2 separate regions of the Mus musculus genome follow, and region 1 is linked to region 2. The links are chromatin loops, found by intact Hi-C in ENCODE. Cell type or tissue: left cerebral cortex. All regions are shown on one strand. Links, peaks and the distances in the headings refer to the core of each region. The heading gives the core; the rest is flanking DNA.

The links. A loop is a pair of places that touch in the nucleus more often than their neighbours do. Peaks named below come from ENCODE experiments on the same cell type or tissue, not always from the same donor. Only the 100,000 strongest peaks of a DNase experiment are listed, where the experiment ranks them.
Region 1: a loop joins it to region 2, with 4 times the contacts of the local background. A loop is called at or near these places in 6 of 42 quality-filtered maps.

The regions. Positions count from the first base shown.
Region 1 is chr15:30,166,558-30,174,441 of GRCm38, reverse strand. Ctnnd2 (catenin (cadherin associated protein), delta 2) reads right to left here and starts at 1,908. Exons shown (of 23, transcript NM_008729.3): 1 at 1,279-1,908. The coding sequence starts at 1,315. Gm31953 (a long non-coding RNA gene) reads right to left here and starts at 1,272. Exons shown (of 2, transcript XR_875097.3): 1 at 639-1,272. In left cerebral cortex, for the core only: CTCF peaks have their summits at 1,533 and 4,208; DNase peaks (open chromatin) are centred at 1,933, 2,440 and 4,212; H3K4me3 peaks cover 1,089 bases; H3K27ac peaks cover 863 bases.
Region 2 is chr15:31,254,640-31,262,523 of GRCm38, reverse strand. The region is part of intron 2 of Dap (death-associated protein); the gene reads right to left. It overlaps Gm41285 (a long non-coding RNA gene), which reads left to right. Exons shown (of 2, transcript XR_875099.2): 2 at 2,115-7,608. Among named protein-coding and RNA genes, the nearest start is that of Gm41285, 4.9 kb to the left of the region's middle. In left cerebral cortex, for the core only: a CTCF peak has its summit at 3,629 (motif pointing right); DNase peaks (open chromatin) are centred at 3,584, 4,943 and 6,537; H3K27ac peaks cover 328 bases.

The sequences.
Region 1 (7,884 bases), core at 1,387-6,386, 1.1 Mb after region 2:
AAAATGAGGTAACTCATGGGCAGGGGCAACACCTCCCCATTTTCATGGAAGTCAATGCAGAAAATTCTCGGCGTCTTAAATATCAGTCACACAGTTCCTAAAAGTGAACTGTCCGTCATGCTTATCGGGCCTGATTTTTGCTCATTACATATCTCTTTTCTAAGCCAACATATCTCTTAGAGAACATTAGGCATGCATACGTATACAGCCTTGCAGAGTTGAAGCACAGCAGATCAGTTCAAATGAGGGAAATACAAACCCCTTGCAAGCACAGCCTCCCCCTCTATTATCCTCTTCTTCCACACCCTTCATTACCCCGGTGTTTACAGTGAAAACGCAACTTTGGGTATTTGAGAAATAAGTGGCTCCTTGTGGAAAATACAGAGATGCACATCCCTCTAAGCCCCCAAGTCTGTTTTCCGACCCCCACCCTCCGACCGAGGAGGTTGCACCTCCTTCCTAGAGACTTTACTCTGAACAGAGTGGCTCAACATGCTGAGTATCAATCGATGAAAACACATTACACACAAGAAGAAGAGGAAGGGGGGAGCGAAACGCAGCTTTGCTTTCAGCCATTAATTACGAATCACCCAAATATCGCTACGCCTATCTCCCATGCACAAGCACCCTTGCCAAACCTGGCTGTCAGGCAGCGCTTTCCAGAGCCTCGCTATCTATTGTCAGGACAGAGAAGCCCCCGGAAGCCTGTGAATCCCTCTGAAAATGCTTCCTCGGAAACGCTAAATATAGACCAAAGGGGTCTGGGTCTGGCGAGCAGCGGGAGACTGAAGAAACGGCCATGGACGCATATGACTAAGTCTTTCCATTTTGTTCTAGCCAAACATCGTAATGACATTGAACATAAGGGCAAAAGACTGGAAGGAAGTCTTCCCCGCCCCCACCCCGTCTTCTCCGGTATATTAGGGACGTCATGAATGCAACCGGGTTGCTCTGGAGGGTGGCGGGGAGCAGTCGGTGTTGCCCTATATACGCGTCCTCCGAGGTAGAGGGGTGGCAGGGAGGGGAGCACGCGGAGAAGCCACTTGGTAACCGCTCCAAGAAAGACACTGACCCCGGACCCCGTTGCGGGGAGAGCCGCCTTCCAAGAGGGGAGCCGGTAGGATCGCGGTCCTCCCCCGGGGCAGACAGCACCCCACTGCCGCCCGCCGCCACCCCTAGCCCCGCTGGAAGCGGAGGACCAACCCCCACCGGCGGTGAGCAAGAGGACGACGCCCGGAGGATGCGCCCGGCTCCAGCAGCTCAGCTAAGGCAACTCACCGAACGGCGCGGCGCCCGACTGCTTCCTGGCGAACATGCACCCGCCGCCAAAGACAGCTCCTCAGTCGGGGGAAAGGCGTGCGCGCCGCCGCCCGGCTTCAGAGCAAGGTCCTGACCTTGCCCAGCTGCAGCATCCTCCGCTTTTGTTGTCGGAGCGCGGCCGCGGGACAAGTGATGCTGGCGGGGAGCAGGGGCGAGCGCGGCAGGCGAGAGGCGGCTCCCGACGCGAGTGCGCAGCGCCCGGCCCGGCCGCCCCTCCGAGCGCGGCGAGCGTAGCGCCCCCTGCCCGACTCGGCGGGCGCCGCGGGATGCTCAGGGTTCCGCGGGGCTCCCCGGGCTCGGGCCGGGCTACCGAGCCGCCGCGCCCGCCGCTCCGCTCGGCCGGTTGCCGCCGCGGGCGCGAGCCTGGGCCGCCCTGGCGCCCGGCGCCGAGCGCTCTCGAGCTGCGCCCTGCGCGCCGCCCGCGCCACCTGTGTCGCCGCCGCCGCCGCCGCCGCCGAGAGCGAGGCTCCTCCCGCCGCGCGCCGCAGCTCAGCCTCCGGCTCAGCCGCGGCGGCCGGCTCCGGCGCTTGGCTAGTGAGCGAGCGAGCGTCCGCCCCACCACCGAAACCTGCCCCGGGTGCGGAGCATGCCCAGTGCCGCCGAGAGAGCGCGGCGCCTCGCCACGCGAATTCCACTTCTGGTTTTCGCGGCGGCAGCAACAGCAGCAGAGATGGGAGGAGGCGGCTCAGGTTGGGAGAGGGCCGCGCATCCCCGGGAACAGACAGCACCCGAGATAGAGCCTACGCGGAGAGTTGATTCTGCGGGGCAGATGTTGGTCTGCAAAGGGGCAGCGATTGAGGGGTTTTAGAGTAGCTTGTGAGTTAAGGAGAGCACCGGGCCAGCCATGAAAGCTAGTGGATGGGGGTGGATGTTCTTGTAGATTCTAGGGTTCCAAAGCAAAGAACGCATGACGTCTGTGAAAGGTTCTTTCGTAGTGTTGGGGCCCCATCTCCACCACCTCCTGCTCTGATTATGCTTTATGCAAACTCAGTCTGGTTTTAAAATCTGGAATATGAGTAAACTTCCTACAAGGAAGACCCTTGCTGGATCTAGAGCTTTAATGAATTCTCTTCGTCTTCCTGTCACGTCTCACCCAGTTGTCTTCTTGGACACCTCCACGACTGTTTTCCTCTTCTCTTCCATTGTCCCGTGCTAAAATGAAAACTTTGCTCCTCCTCCACTGACCGCGGTGGAGTCTGTGAAGCTTGCTCCATTTCCAACTGAGATTTCCGAATGTCTCTCAGTTAGTCAGTCATTAGGCAACACAGAGTGCTAAATCTAGCAAGCAAAGTCACACTATGAAAAGTCTTGTTGGAAAACGAAACCCATGCCAAGTTCCAAGGCAGGCAGGCCCTCAGGACCTTCATCTATGTCCCTGTGTGGCTGCAAAGTCTGTCAGTCACATGCAGGACAAATACGTCCCATAATTATTCCACCAAAGATCCTTACTTTGAAGCCAGCCCACCCCACCCTACTCTTTCCCAGAGCCATTTTCTGAGACACAGATAAATGGACCAGGAACCCCGAACTTGTAATAAGAGGGGTTCCAGCTTCAGTAATCTCAGGGACATTTCTATTCAGTTTGCAAGAGATTATCCAACAAGGTCAAAATGCTTGCATTAAATCTGAGATAGCCTCTATTATTCTCTGGAGTTAGTGAAAGGCTGAGGCAAGTGGAAAGAAAAGTTAAGCAGACTAAATATGTAAAGGAACAGACAAGAGATTGAGTAATGACTGTTCACAACAGGGAAATGTGCACCGTCAGTCATTCCATCTACCTCTAGTAGGCTCAGTCTCACTCCCAAAAGTTGTTCTCCAGTGTAGGTTCTCCTTCGAAGCTGGTGTGACATTAACATAGCCTGATTCCTGTGAGGGAAGATATGTGGTCATTTGCAGGTTTGGTTTTTTGTTTTTTTGTTTTTTTGTTTTTTTTTTTCCCACATCAGCTTCAGTTGAATCTGGAATTTGGGGCTTGTAAGGCACACCAGCTGTCACATCTCGTGTGTGTGTGTGTGTGTGTGTGTGTGTGTGTGTGTGTGTTACATAATAAAAGATGCGCTTAGCCTCTGTGTGTCTGTTTCTGTTTGTACTTGTGTGATTTGTATGTGCTAGCATGTGTGAGAGATACGTGTATGTATGTATGTGAGGCATGTGGTCTATGTGAATATGTGTGCTGATGCCCGGAGACCAGGGAGAACTCAATAATGTTCTTTTCTGTCCCTCTTGGCTTTATTCTTTAAGACTTGGTCTTCCACTGAACCTGTGAACTTAGAGGCTAACAAGCCCCCCAAAACCTCCAGTCTCCAGGTCCCCTCAAGACTTGATTTACAGGTGTGTTACATGGCCTCACCAGTCATTCTATGGGGGTCCTGAACTCAGGTTCTCAAACTTGCAGAACAAGCACAATTACTGAGCCATCTCTCTGGATCCCTGTTTTTCTCCTTATGAATTTTAAGGAGTCAGTAAGTCAGTGGGGACAGGGAAGAGACTAAGACAAAATCAGATATCGTAGTAGGTGCACAGATCCTATCCTTATAGCATATACATATGTTTATATCCAAAAAGATCCAGTATGAGAGAAAAGTTGTTTGCTTTGCTTTATGAGAAATCGCAAAATTCCCATTGATTTATTGATCGCTATGGCAACACCCATGATCAGTCCCTGAAGAACTTCTTGTGGTAGGTGTGGGATCTTTAAGAAGCAGACATGCCCTAAACAACAAGGATTTCATTTACTCTTTGATGCACTTCGTTGAAACATTTATGATTTCTGTCCTTCCAGATTTATTTGTAACTGGAGATATTATTAAGTTCACAATTAGATAATGTGAAAACTAGGGTGAAGTGTTCCTGTGTGGTGCTGAGCCTTCGGACGACTCGCTGCTGCCATCTTTTGCTTGCTGCTTCTGACAGTTCCAGTGAGGAGCAGAATCCTAAATTCACACATCCACTCTGAGTCCAGAAAATTGTTATTCTGGTGGTTTCGAATTATATTGATCAATGAATGCTACATGGCAAATCGTTATTGTCCCTCGTCTGTTTGCACATCATTAGAGCAACGCAGTGTAGAAATCACATCTCAAAGCAACACGTTTCTCTTGATTTTTCAAAATCAACTTAAAATATGAAGCAAACATTTTTACATGGAAGTTTGGCTTAAGTTTTGAGAATAAAATGTATTAATGAAACACATTTTGTAAAGTCATATGTCAAGTTTTAGAGTTCAGATTGTGTTGACTTTAGAAGAAAATCTCTTTATTGGTAAAATATCAAGATAATGAAATTTAACTAGGAAATGGTGGTTTGACATTTTTAAAATGTATTACCTGTTGATGTTTGTTGAAATTTAGAAGTATAACTAGATGTCAACAATTTTATTTCTGTCCTGTATTTAAGTACCAATAGTTGTGGTAATTTCTTAAAATTTGTAATTTATAGGCAGGAGCAATGTCTCAGAGGTTAAAACCACATACTGCTCCTGGAAAGGATCTAACTTTGGCTCCAGCACCCATGTGAGACAGTGTACAACCACCTATAACTCGTTTAAAAGATTGGACACCTGCTTCTAACCTCCACATGTACTGTATTCTCATGCAGATACATATAGACATATAAATGATTAGAATAAATCTTTTTTAAAATACCATTATTTAAATTCTACAATGAAGTTTCTGTAACAGTAACCCATCTGTGTAATATGACATCTGACTTATATGATGAATATTATTAATAACAAGCATAAAAGATACAGCATGTTACTTTAGAATGATACTGCGAAAGAAAGAGAGAGGGGGGGAAGGGAGGAAGGAAGGAGGGAGGGAGGGAGGGAGGGAGGGAGGGAGGGGGGAAGGAAGGAAGGAAGGAAGGAAGGAAGGAAGGAAGGAAGGAAGAAAGAAAGAAAGAAAGAAAGAAAGAAAGAAAGAAACAAAGAAAGAAAGAAAGAAAGAAAGAAGCGATTAACTAATCTCCCTTAGCCACACTTGCAAAGAGCAGGGCCAGGGTCATTTGATTAAAAACTTTGCACTCTGAGTAGACTCTCTTATTACACTAAAGCTCATATGATGGGAACATTCTTTCATTCTTCTATTTGTTCATTCAGAAAATGCTTATTGAGTATCTACTGTGGTTACTACTGGGATAAGTTTATAGAATCAATAAGGAACAATAGAGCAGATGATGAATTCCCTATGACTATAAACTAGGGTTATTGAATAAGAATAGAAGAAAGCATCCGAGGGGGAGATCCAGCAGAACTTATGATTGAAAACATGCTCATCCTCACCCCGTGTCCTGCAGCAACTCCACACTTCCTTATCCTTCCCAAGCAGCCACCAAGTGGAGTCCAAGTGTTCAAAGGTCTGAGCGTATGGGTCCATTGTCAATTATACCCCTGCAGGTAGCATGGGGAATAAATAGTGCCTGAAGTCCTAACACAAAACCAGGAGAGGTCGTATTCGGTAAGAGCTGAGTTCTTCTGATATACAATGAAGTCAGGTCTTATACTGACAGAAAGACTCGGGGCTCAGTGAGGGGTATAATAAAGTCCCTCACAGGTATCGAGGTCACGGTTTGTTCTGAAATCTCTGAATTCTATGTGGCCTGGTAGATGTAGAAAAGGACACACACCAATCATCAGAAATGGACTGTGGATCAGGGGTCTAGGCCAACAGAAATGGATGACTTCGCTACATTTACGAAAATACATCATATTGCAGAGATGAGGCTGGAGAAGAAGCTCTCCTGGATGCTGGAGCATAGCCTGTGGTGGTCACTCTTGCTGTGATAATACACCATGACCAAGGCAACTTACAGAAGGAAGGATTTATGTGGGCTTATGGTTCCAAGGGGTTAGAGTGCCTGGTGCAGCAGTGAAGGCATGGTGGCAGGAAGAGGACAATTAAAACTACCTTGAGATGCTAGCTTACACCTGTCAGAACAACTAAGAACAATAAAACATCTGACCACCCATGCTGGTCAGGATGTAGAGTGAAGTGGAACACTCCTCCCTTGCTGATGGTAGCACATCTTTGTACACCCACCATGGCAATCAGTGTGGCAGTTGCTCAGGAAGATGGGAACCAATTTTCCTCAAAGATCCCGCTGAGCTACTCCTGGACATAAATCCAAAGGACTCTTCACCCTACTGCAGGGGCACTGCGCTACCATGCTCATTGCTGTTCTATTCACTTATAACCGGAAATTAGAAAAAACCAAGATGTCCATCAACAAATGAATTGGTAAGGAAAATGTGGTGCATTTACATAATGGAAGACACAGATAAATGGGTTGAACAAGGAACAACTCATACTGAGTAAGGTAACCTAGACACCGATAAACATGGAATGTATTTATTTATATCTGGATGTCAGTAGTTAATTCATTGCCATATAGCCACAGAGGTTAGGTAGACAGCAAGAGAGTAGGGAGGAGGGATGTATTTCCCTAAGGAAAATAAATAAAGTAGACAGTTGTGGATGCATGAGCGTGGGGCAGGAATAAGAGAATCAAATTGGTAAGTGGAGGGAAGAAGAAGACAGGCCCAGCTAAAACTGAGGGACATTTTGAGGGGTGATATTGAAATATATAACAGTATAAATTTACTTTAAAAACCAATTTAGGAAGACAATTGAAGTGAAATTGCCCTAACTGTCCATCTCTTGTCACCAAATGAAGCTTCCAGTGCCAGGAAGGAATGAGTTACATCTAACCAAGTTGTTGGCCCAAGAGCCCCCTTTAGAATGCCCAAACAACCCAGGCTATTGCCAAGGCTCTTAGTTGCTTTCCTCAAACTTACAGTTAGGCTCTATTGCTGATGGAGACATCTATATAACTCATTAAACATGAAGAAGTCAAGCTAGTACCTAGCTGGAGACTTCATCTCTACTATGCAGTATTTAAAGTAATGGAATGTGCTCCCTCTGCTACCATTGGACAAAGTAAACACCAACACAGCTAGATAGTCTTTGATACGCAGTAATGATGTACCTGCAAGATACACAGTGCATCGGGGGCCCAAAGCTTGTGGGAGTAACCAACCAATCAATATCTGATTGCATTTAGGAGCCACTCCATAAGATGTAACCCATCCCCTATGCTGTTCAGGTGGCAAGAACCTGAGACTGGACAGGCCAGGGACCTAGAGTAAAACTAAATACTAGTTTTCAGCTAAAGAAATGTAGCCATAAAGTGACTCCTAATAATATTCTGTTGTGTTCATCCATCAGTGCCTTGCTCAGCCATCATCAGAGAGGCTTCCTTCTGCAGTAGATGGGAGCAAACATGGAGACGTGATGATATACAGAGACTGAGAGTCTTTGGAACGCTTACTCTTAAATGGAATGTCTTCAGCAACTCCATTCCCAAAAGGTTCAGGGAATCCTGAAGAAGTGTCAGAAAGAATTCAAGGGCCAGTGGTATGGAGGTTACCAAGGGAACAAAGCCTTCTAAACACAGCAGGACATGACCAACTCACAGAAGCTGTGGTAGCATGCACAGGGCCTTCATGGGTCTATGCCAAAATGGGGTCCCAGTGCTGATAGAAATGGACACAAGTACCCTTCTGTA
Region 2 (7,884 bases), core at 1,724-6,723:
CTGACAAGTCCTAATAGAGTCTCCACCAGAAAGGACAAGATGGTCAGACCCAGGCAGCCTCCCCCATCTGCAGCTGCTTCCATCTCCAGATCAAAGGTCTTCAGGAGTCAGAACCCAGCAATGAGTGGAAAACAATGACCGTTTTGCCTCCTCGGGGCTCCTTCTGCCAAGGAAGCTATGCATCTAGGAAGAATCAAACCACGGCCAAGAGTTTAACACAGCTGGATCAAGGTCTGGCACACAGAGTTCACACCCAGTATGAGGTCTTTCTGACCTCTTCATTGCTGGTTCCACAGGATTATATATCTGTATCCCCTTCATCACAAATGGTGGAGAGGGATTTGGAGAGCTGAGAGCATCAATCACCTCCCGCTTCTAAGGTGACAGATCAGATGCCATCCTGGTTTGGAGATATGCAAACTCAACGGCTGCCTGTGTGGAGATGGAACTTAGGAGCCTCTTTAGATCACACCACGCTCTTGGGCCTTTTCCAGAGTTAGTAGAAAAGAACAAAGTAATAAACAAAAACAAAAACAAAACAAACAAAACAAAACCCCAACACATCACCAATTTTGCTCCCTTTAAAAAACAAAAGAGGGCAGTTTTCATCTCACAAGGTGACCTGCTATTATCACGTCTACAGCAGGCTGTGTGGTGGCCAGGCATGGAGTAAGCAGGGCAGGCTGGGTACAGACTGGAATCAAAGCCCCTCGGTCTGCTTCTACGTGCACTTGGCGCCTCGGGCAGAGCTGCCACCCTCTTCCCTGATGCGGACCGGACATGATGCTCATTGATCTTGGCTCATTTTGGGTTTATCAATATGCAGGGCCTTAAAGCTGGCTTCTACGATCATAATCTAGGAAGTGTTTGTGCTACCTCTGGAGTGCTTCCTGCTCAGTATCTGGAGAGATGGAGGATGTCATCTCTCTCCTCTGTCCTAGCAGGAAGACAGTGACCTCTACCAGGGACCCTGCTCACAGATGAGGGAAAGGCAAAGACTATTCCCAAAGGGCCCCTCTAAGGTCATCAAGAGGCCAGGGAAGCAATGCGTGAGGTCTGCCGGAGGCTGAGACGGAAGGACATTATAATTTTCTAGAAACAAGACCGTCCAGTTTCAGTGTGGTCAGTCTCTGTGGCAACCATGCAAAAGCTGAGTACGTCCTTAAGAATGGACAGAATTTCCACGAGACAGAGCCTGTTGGGGAGATGACCTGTCCCATGGGTGAGATGCCTGTCCCCTCACCCCACCCCCACCAAACTATTCTCGGGCTACAGAGGAAGCACAGCATCTCTGTGAGCTTGGCAAATAGGGGTTTCAGGTGTTGAAAGAAGGAGGAAGAGAAGGAGTTGGTTATACTCTGAGTCATCCGGAGCCCTCCTCTCCCCATGCCAGCCGCTCTGAGCCCTGGGTGTCTCCTTCCCCGTGCTTTCCATGGGGCAGTTGGGGTGTCTCCTTCCCCGTGCTTTCCATGGGGCAGTTCATCTCTCCAATGATGTAGCCAGGCTTTACTGTTGTAAAGTGAGAAGGCAGAAGATGAACCGAGAGACATTCTCAAAGGCTGAAAGAGACCAAGGCCATCAGGCAAGGCACAACGGCACTAGTGTTTGGGCCCCAGTTTCCCTTATGAAACAAGGAGCCAAGCATCCTCTCTGGAGCTCAGAGTGACCTGGGAAAATCAAGTCATCTCCACGTGTGAAGTGTGACTCAGGGAGACACCTGCTAGTCAGGGATATGAAGGTGAGGCCGATTCCAGAGGACAGGAGCAGTCGAGGAAACAGAGAGCCATTGCCCTAGCATAGGGGAGCAGGGCTGCAGGAGCAGTGTGGCCTTTCTGGTGCTTTACAGAAAGGACTGAACCCACAGCGACCTGGGCAGTTCCTCTGCAGGACAGACATAATTAGGGAGATGGCCACAGCATACACAGGGCAAGGAGGAGAAACCCTGGACTGACCCCTCAGCTGGGTAGAACACGCACCCAGGAGACATTCAGGTTAAACGAAAACATACTCTTTAAGTAGCTAGGGGAGAATTCATATTCCCTCTTCCACTATGGCTGGGAAAAATATCCATTCATATTCTCTCTTTCTCTCTCCCCCGCCCACTCCCACCTTAGCCCTATTCACACCGAGTGAAGAAAGTATAAGATCAGTGCTGCTGCTTTACAGAAGTTTCCGAGTTGCCATCACTGTCACCAATGCCAACAAGCACAGCAAGACTGAACGACGAACAATACAACCTAGGTTGGGGCTCGGCTTGAGCAGGAGGCAGGGAATTGCCAGGGCTGGGGAGAAGGCAGGCTCAGTGGAAGAGCAGCTCCTGGCTGGGAGCTGCACCTTGCACGTGGGGCCCCAGAGTGGTCCTGGAGTATAGAGCACAGCAGCCAGCCTGTGGGGACCTGTGCTCCCCCAAGGCATCCACAGTCACTGAGCAAACCCTAGTGCCCACCACGGTCTTGGGTGCTGTGGAAAACAGGAAGCAGCAGAAATGCAGTGCTGACTTAATGAAGTACAAACCAGGACCTAAGGGATATGTGGACTCGGGGCAAACTTAGCCACTGTGCAAACTAACTCAGGCCTCGTCTCTTGGCCGTGTGTGTGTGTGTGTGTGTGTGTGTGTGTGTGTGTGTGGTGTGTGTGTGTGGTGTGTGTAGGTCTCACTCTACTAGGAAGCTAACCCTATAGTTTTGCATTTTGTAATCCCCCAAACACACCTACTGCCTCAAGTCTTGTGTGGACAGTCAAGGAGAATGTTTGACACTGGAACTGCCCTGAAAAACCTGCACCATGTGTCCCCTGCTCTGTAGTAGCAGGGGTGTGAAGCTCTGCTGGCACTGAATGCATCTCCCAGAAGTGAATCTGAAATCCAGAAAGAAGGACCATAGGGAGAGGAGACGCCAGTTTGAGAAACAGCATGGTGAGATGAACGAACATGCAGCTGCCACCTGAAACAGGTTTTCTTAATTCTTACAAACATTTATTTATTTTGTGCGTGCGCGCGTGTGTGTGTGTGTGTGTGTGTGTGTGTGTGTGTGTGTGTGCTGTGTATGTACATGTGTGTAAACATGTGCATGCCGTGGCACATGTATAAGGAACATTTGCAGGAGCTGGTTCTCTGTTCACTTGTTTTGTCCCTGAGATGAAACTCAGGTCATCGGGCCTGGTGGCAAGTGCTGAGCCACCTGCTGAGCCACCTCACCAGCCCAAGCCTGACTTCTGTGACTTGGTTCTCTTTTAAAACGGGGAATATGAGCAATGCTCCCAGATGAAAACACCTGCACTCTGCTGCTTGTTTGATGACAGCTGCTGAAGATGGAGTGGGAGGGTCAACCTCAAGCACGGTTCTCTCACACGCAGGAATGCAGGGGAAGCAAGGCTTCCGTCCGGTCAGGACTCGTTTGGTGCATCCTTGGCACACACTTGCCTTAGTAAGGGATCAACTGGAACAGCAAGGAAACTCCAGCATCTTTTTAAGGCTCAGTAACGGGGCTGGTTATCAGAAACTATCCCAGTACAAACGATTTTGGCGCTGTTGTTTTCAGAAATGACCGCAATGGCGGACGGTACTGTATCTTCTCCCACGCTTTATCCTAAAACAACTGGACAAATGAAAGCACTCCCAACCCCTGCTGTCTCTCTGCTGACCAGCAGAGGGAGAAGGCACTATTCAAGGGGGCCTTGTGTCTTCTGCAGGGTGGCCATGCCTCCGCAGCACAGTCTGGGTTTTGGGGTCTGTCCTGGTGTAGAGACCAGCAGTGACCTCTTTCATTCGGGCCCACCACACTAAGCACATGCAGGCCACTCGAAGATGAGACACGAGTCTAGAATGCTCCTCACCTCTACTCCCGCTCGTAAGACTTCCATCTTCCCGTGGAACCAATGCTCACACACCCTCTCCTCACTCTGACCTTGATAGTCGAGCCAGCTGGTAAATACCGGCTTCAAAGGCGACCACACATGCTACCTTTCTGTACTTTCCCCGACTCTCCGAGGGCAGAGCTGCTGCACTGCCAGCTGTGTTTCCGTAAGAGCCTCCCACTTAACCAAACACGATGAAGGCTTCTAGACCCTGGCTCCCTCTGGAGGTCAAGGACTAGGGGGAGTTTGTGAACTCAGCGTCCAGCACACTGCTTGGTACACACAGATGTTCCCCAGATGCTAGGAGCATCATCAGAGAGTGACGTTAAGCTTACAAAAGTTTTTAGTGGCACGGAGGTAGTTAAGGAACCAGAGGTGGCTAACCCCCGTTCACTTCTGAGAACTGTATGCAGATAGTTGTGCAAGGAACCAGAGGTGACTAGCCCCTGTTCCCGTCCGGGAATTGTATGCAGCTGCTTGGGCGCTGTCAGCCTCAAAGGCCTTCGAAAGAGTGACTGGAGATGTGTGGGTCGTTACCCAGCAATCCAGCTGAGCTGCATCCATGGGCCATGGGCTGCTACTCACTCTAGAGCCCAAGGGAACGGGTTCTCTCTCCAGCTTCTGTGTAATCTCGTGCCTCTCACAGCGAGCTCAGGCTAAGGAGCATTTCTTCAGAGAACTGGAGAATAGGGGAGGGGCCATGATAGGGACATTAGGTGGGGGCAGAAAGGAAGAGAAGGGCCTGTTGTGTATCTGTTCAAGAGACTGAGTTAAACTTATCAGGAACTTGCCCTGTGCCCCTGCCCCACGCTGACTCGTGGCACTGGCCAGCAATGGCTGGGTCTCTTCAGAGGACTCCTGCTGTATGTTCCTAAAAGTCTGGGATAGTTCTGAAAGTCCAGGTGACCAGCATCAGACTCTGTGGCACAGAAGGTTCTCATGTAAAGAGATTGATGTCACTCATGACTAGAAACTCAACTCAATGCAAAGAAGATCACTACCTCAAAGGCCTGTTCTCAAGACAGAGCTGTGAGGCTGCCAGCCTTGTCTTCAACAGAAAATCTGGTGTGCTGTCTCCACAGCTAAAATCTCTAACACCAAAGACTCCCTTCTTATCTGGGACAGCTTCCAACTACTGGGCCCAGTTACTGTGTGGAGACAGAAGACAGCCATTTCCACAGTCATTGAGCAGTAAGGGCTGGAGGGAGGTCCAAGGTCTGTGAGGAATGGCTCACTTGTGGGTGTTGGACCACCCTGAGAAGACAGCACCCCCCGCCCCCCTCAGGAAGCTTGCTTATTGAGGCATGGAAGGGTCTTCTTACATACAGTGCATTTTTCTTTAGGGTCTCATCTGTCTCATCTTACACAAAATCCGAGTGTAGGATACTGAATGTTTGTGCTGATCTCCAGGGCTCAGAGAAGAACCCGGCTCTCTCTAGACTCGGAGCAGCCCTGCCTGTGGGCAGGGAGCACAGCTCAGACTCCTAGGTATGGAGCCCTCCTGCGTGCTGTGCAGCAGGTACTGTGAACTAGGACGAGTGTGTGGGATTCAATTTTAGAATTCTGGAAGTGTCATTTTGAGAGAGTAACCTGGTCGACTAAGCTCTAAAAAGACTCCCCTAACAATTAAAAGCAATAGACTGAAGGAGCCATATGGGATGAATAAATTATTAAACTACTAGGAAGTTGCTATAAATATGCATGCAATTCAATAATTCATAATGGACGAGCGCAAGAAAGCTCTGCTGGCTTTAGCAGCAGCTAGCATCCCAGGGCATGTGCCATGGCCTCTCGACAGACAAGCCTGGGTGCAGGCGCGGGAGGAGCCTTCTGCCTTCTGGAGAGAAGCCCTTAGCACTCGTGCCATGCCTGTGAGGAGCACTGGAGACCCGAGAGCCTTTTCCTGAACTGAGGGACAGAGCACGCCCCTCAAGCACGCAGGACGGGAGAAGGTACAGGGAGCTCTCAGCTCCCTGCCTCAGTTTCCACTGCAGCTCCCATCTCTTCAACCAGGAACCACCAGGGCTTCCAGAACTCTGTTTCTCAAGGAGGCAGGCCGTGCGTATGTGCTGCAGTGCGCATGTGGAGGTCAGAGGACAACCTTTGGGAAATGGTTCTCTTTCCACATTACTGAGGCAAGCTATCTGTTGTGTGGGCTGCTCTGGGATACTCCTGGGTAGCTAGTGCACGAGCTCTTGGGTGGGTCTCCCGTCTCTACCTCCCATCTTGCTATCATAGATGCCTCTGCACTCAGGTTTTGGGGGAGGCGAGTTCGTGAGGCTTGCACGCAAGGACCTTTAAAACGCCCCACTTTTACCCTCATACATGTGTGTACAGAACACAGCATTATCCTGAGGAGGGTAAGTAAGGACTCACCTCTGTGGTACCGGCGTGAGCACGCGCACTTCAGCCTGGACATGTGAGGATCACACAGATTTCCAATCTGCACGGCTCCTCTGCCTGCCCCAGTGTTGCTGGCCTTTCTGCTCCTTGAATCCTGGGCCTTTCCCTTGTACTGCACGGACACTTATGGCAGTCCCACCCAAGGATCTGCACAGGGCAACACTGGCTTCTCATTTAAACACACCTGCCACTCCAAGGGGATGGTGCAACCACCAGCCTTGGCTTGCTCCTTTCTGCACTGACACTGCTGAGTACAAACACTCTGGCTTGTGGCTTTACAGTCTTTCCCTGATGCCTGTGCATGTCTGCCCACAGTTCCTCGGCTGTCAAGTGTATGCACGCCAGGAATGCGCAGCACTGACTTCATCCCGTGCAGCGGAGGCAGATCTAGCCTGTGGCCATAGGACTCTGTGTATCTGTTGACCTCAGAATGGTGGCTCAAGATCTCTTTGGTCTTTTGGTGTGATTGCTGGGACCCCTGGTCACCAAAGCTTTAGGAACTCTGCTTCCTTATGTGTCTCTTGCAGAGAGACAACAGACAGACTGACAGAGTTTTTTGTTTTTTTTTTTGTTTTCTTTTTTTTTTTTTTAAAGCTGCCTACTGTTACATAAGCAGTGATGGGAGATTCAGGATCCAAACTCTCAGGTTGTCACCAGAGCCTGGACTTCTAGCCATAGATGATGCTCTTCAAAATTCAAGGCCTCAAACGCAGCACAGTTTCTGTTAAGCTACATGAAACACCCCAAGGCTAGCTGCTGAAGGATTGGTCCCCAGTTGACAGTGCTATTCTTGGAGGTTCTGGAAACCCATGAGAAGTGGAGGCTGGCTCGAGAAGGTCACTGGGGAAAGCCCTGGGGCTGGCCCTTGCTCCTGCCCTCCCTCTCTGCCTCTTGCCAACATGTTCTTACAGCCATGATGCTCTCTCTGTCTCATCTTGGATTCAGACCCGGCGAGCTGAGGACTATGGATTGAAACCGTGAGCCAAAATAAATAACTCCGCCCTTTAGCTTGTTCCCTTTGGCACTTGTCACAGTAATGGAAAGAGTGACAGCTACACTGGAGGGCTGTGAGGAGGGTGGGTCTGTGACAATAGAACAGCTGTGACCGCTACAACAGGTCCCCAGACCCTGTAACCAGACACACCATGGCACAGAAGGTGTGCTCCTAACAGGTGCGTGGGCTTTCCGACAGACTATAGCTTAGCTCTTTCACAATTGGAAGTTTATGTTTGCTGGGGGAAGGGCTACAGACGACAGGAGGAAGATGGCAGGAGAACATTAAAAACCCTTAAGAAGACTAGACTTTGGAAGGGAATTAGAAATATCCTATAATAAAGATCTGTAAAGTAATAACTGGTATGTTTATGACAAACATTTCTTGTGCGTCAATCACGTTGCCCTCAGACAGGCTTGCGCTGCCATGCGATCTTAGAGGAGCACCATGCTGCTTTTTCCGGTCTGCAGAAACAGACCACACCGCCTGCTGTTCAGTAGCGGCACCGGCTGCTGAGGTCTTGCACCACGAGGGCACATCTTGCCAACGGTTGCTGTTGACACACAACAGACATGGTCCTTCGAAGACAGAGATGAGCCACTTGCTATGGAAGACAAACAGAGGTGCAGGTC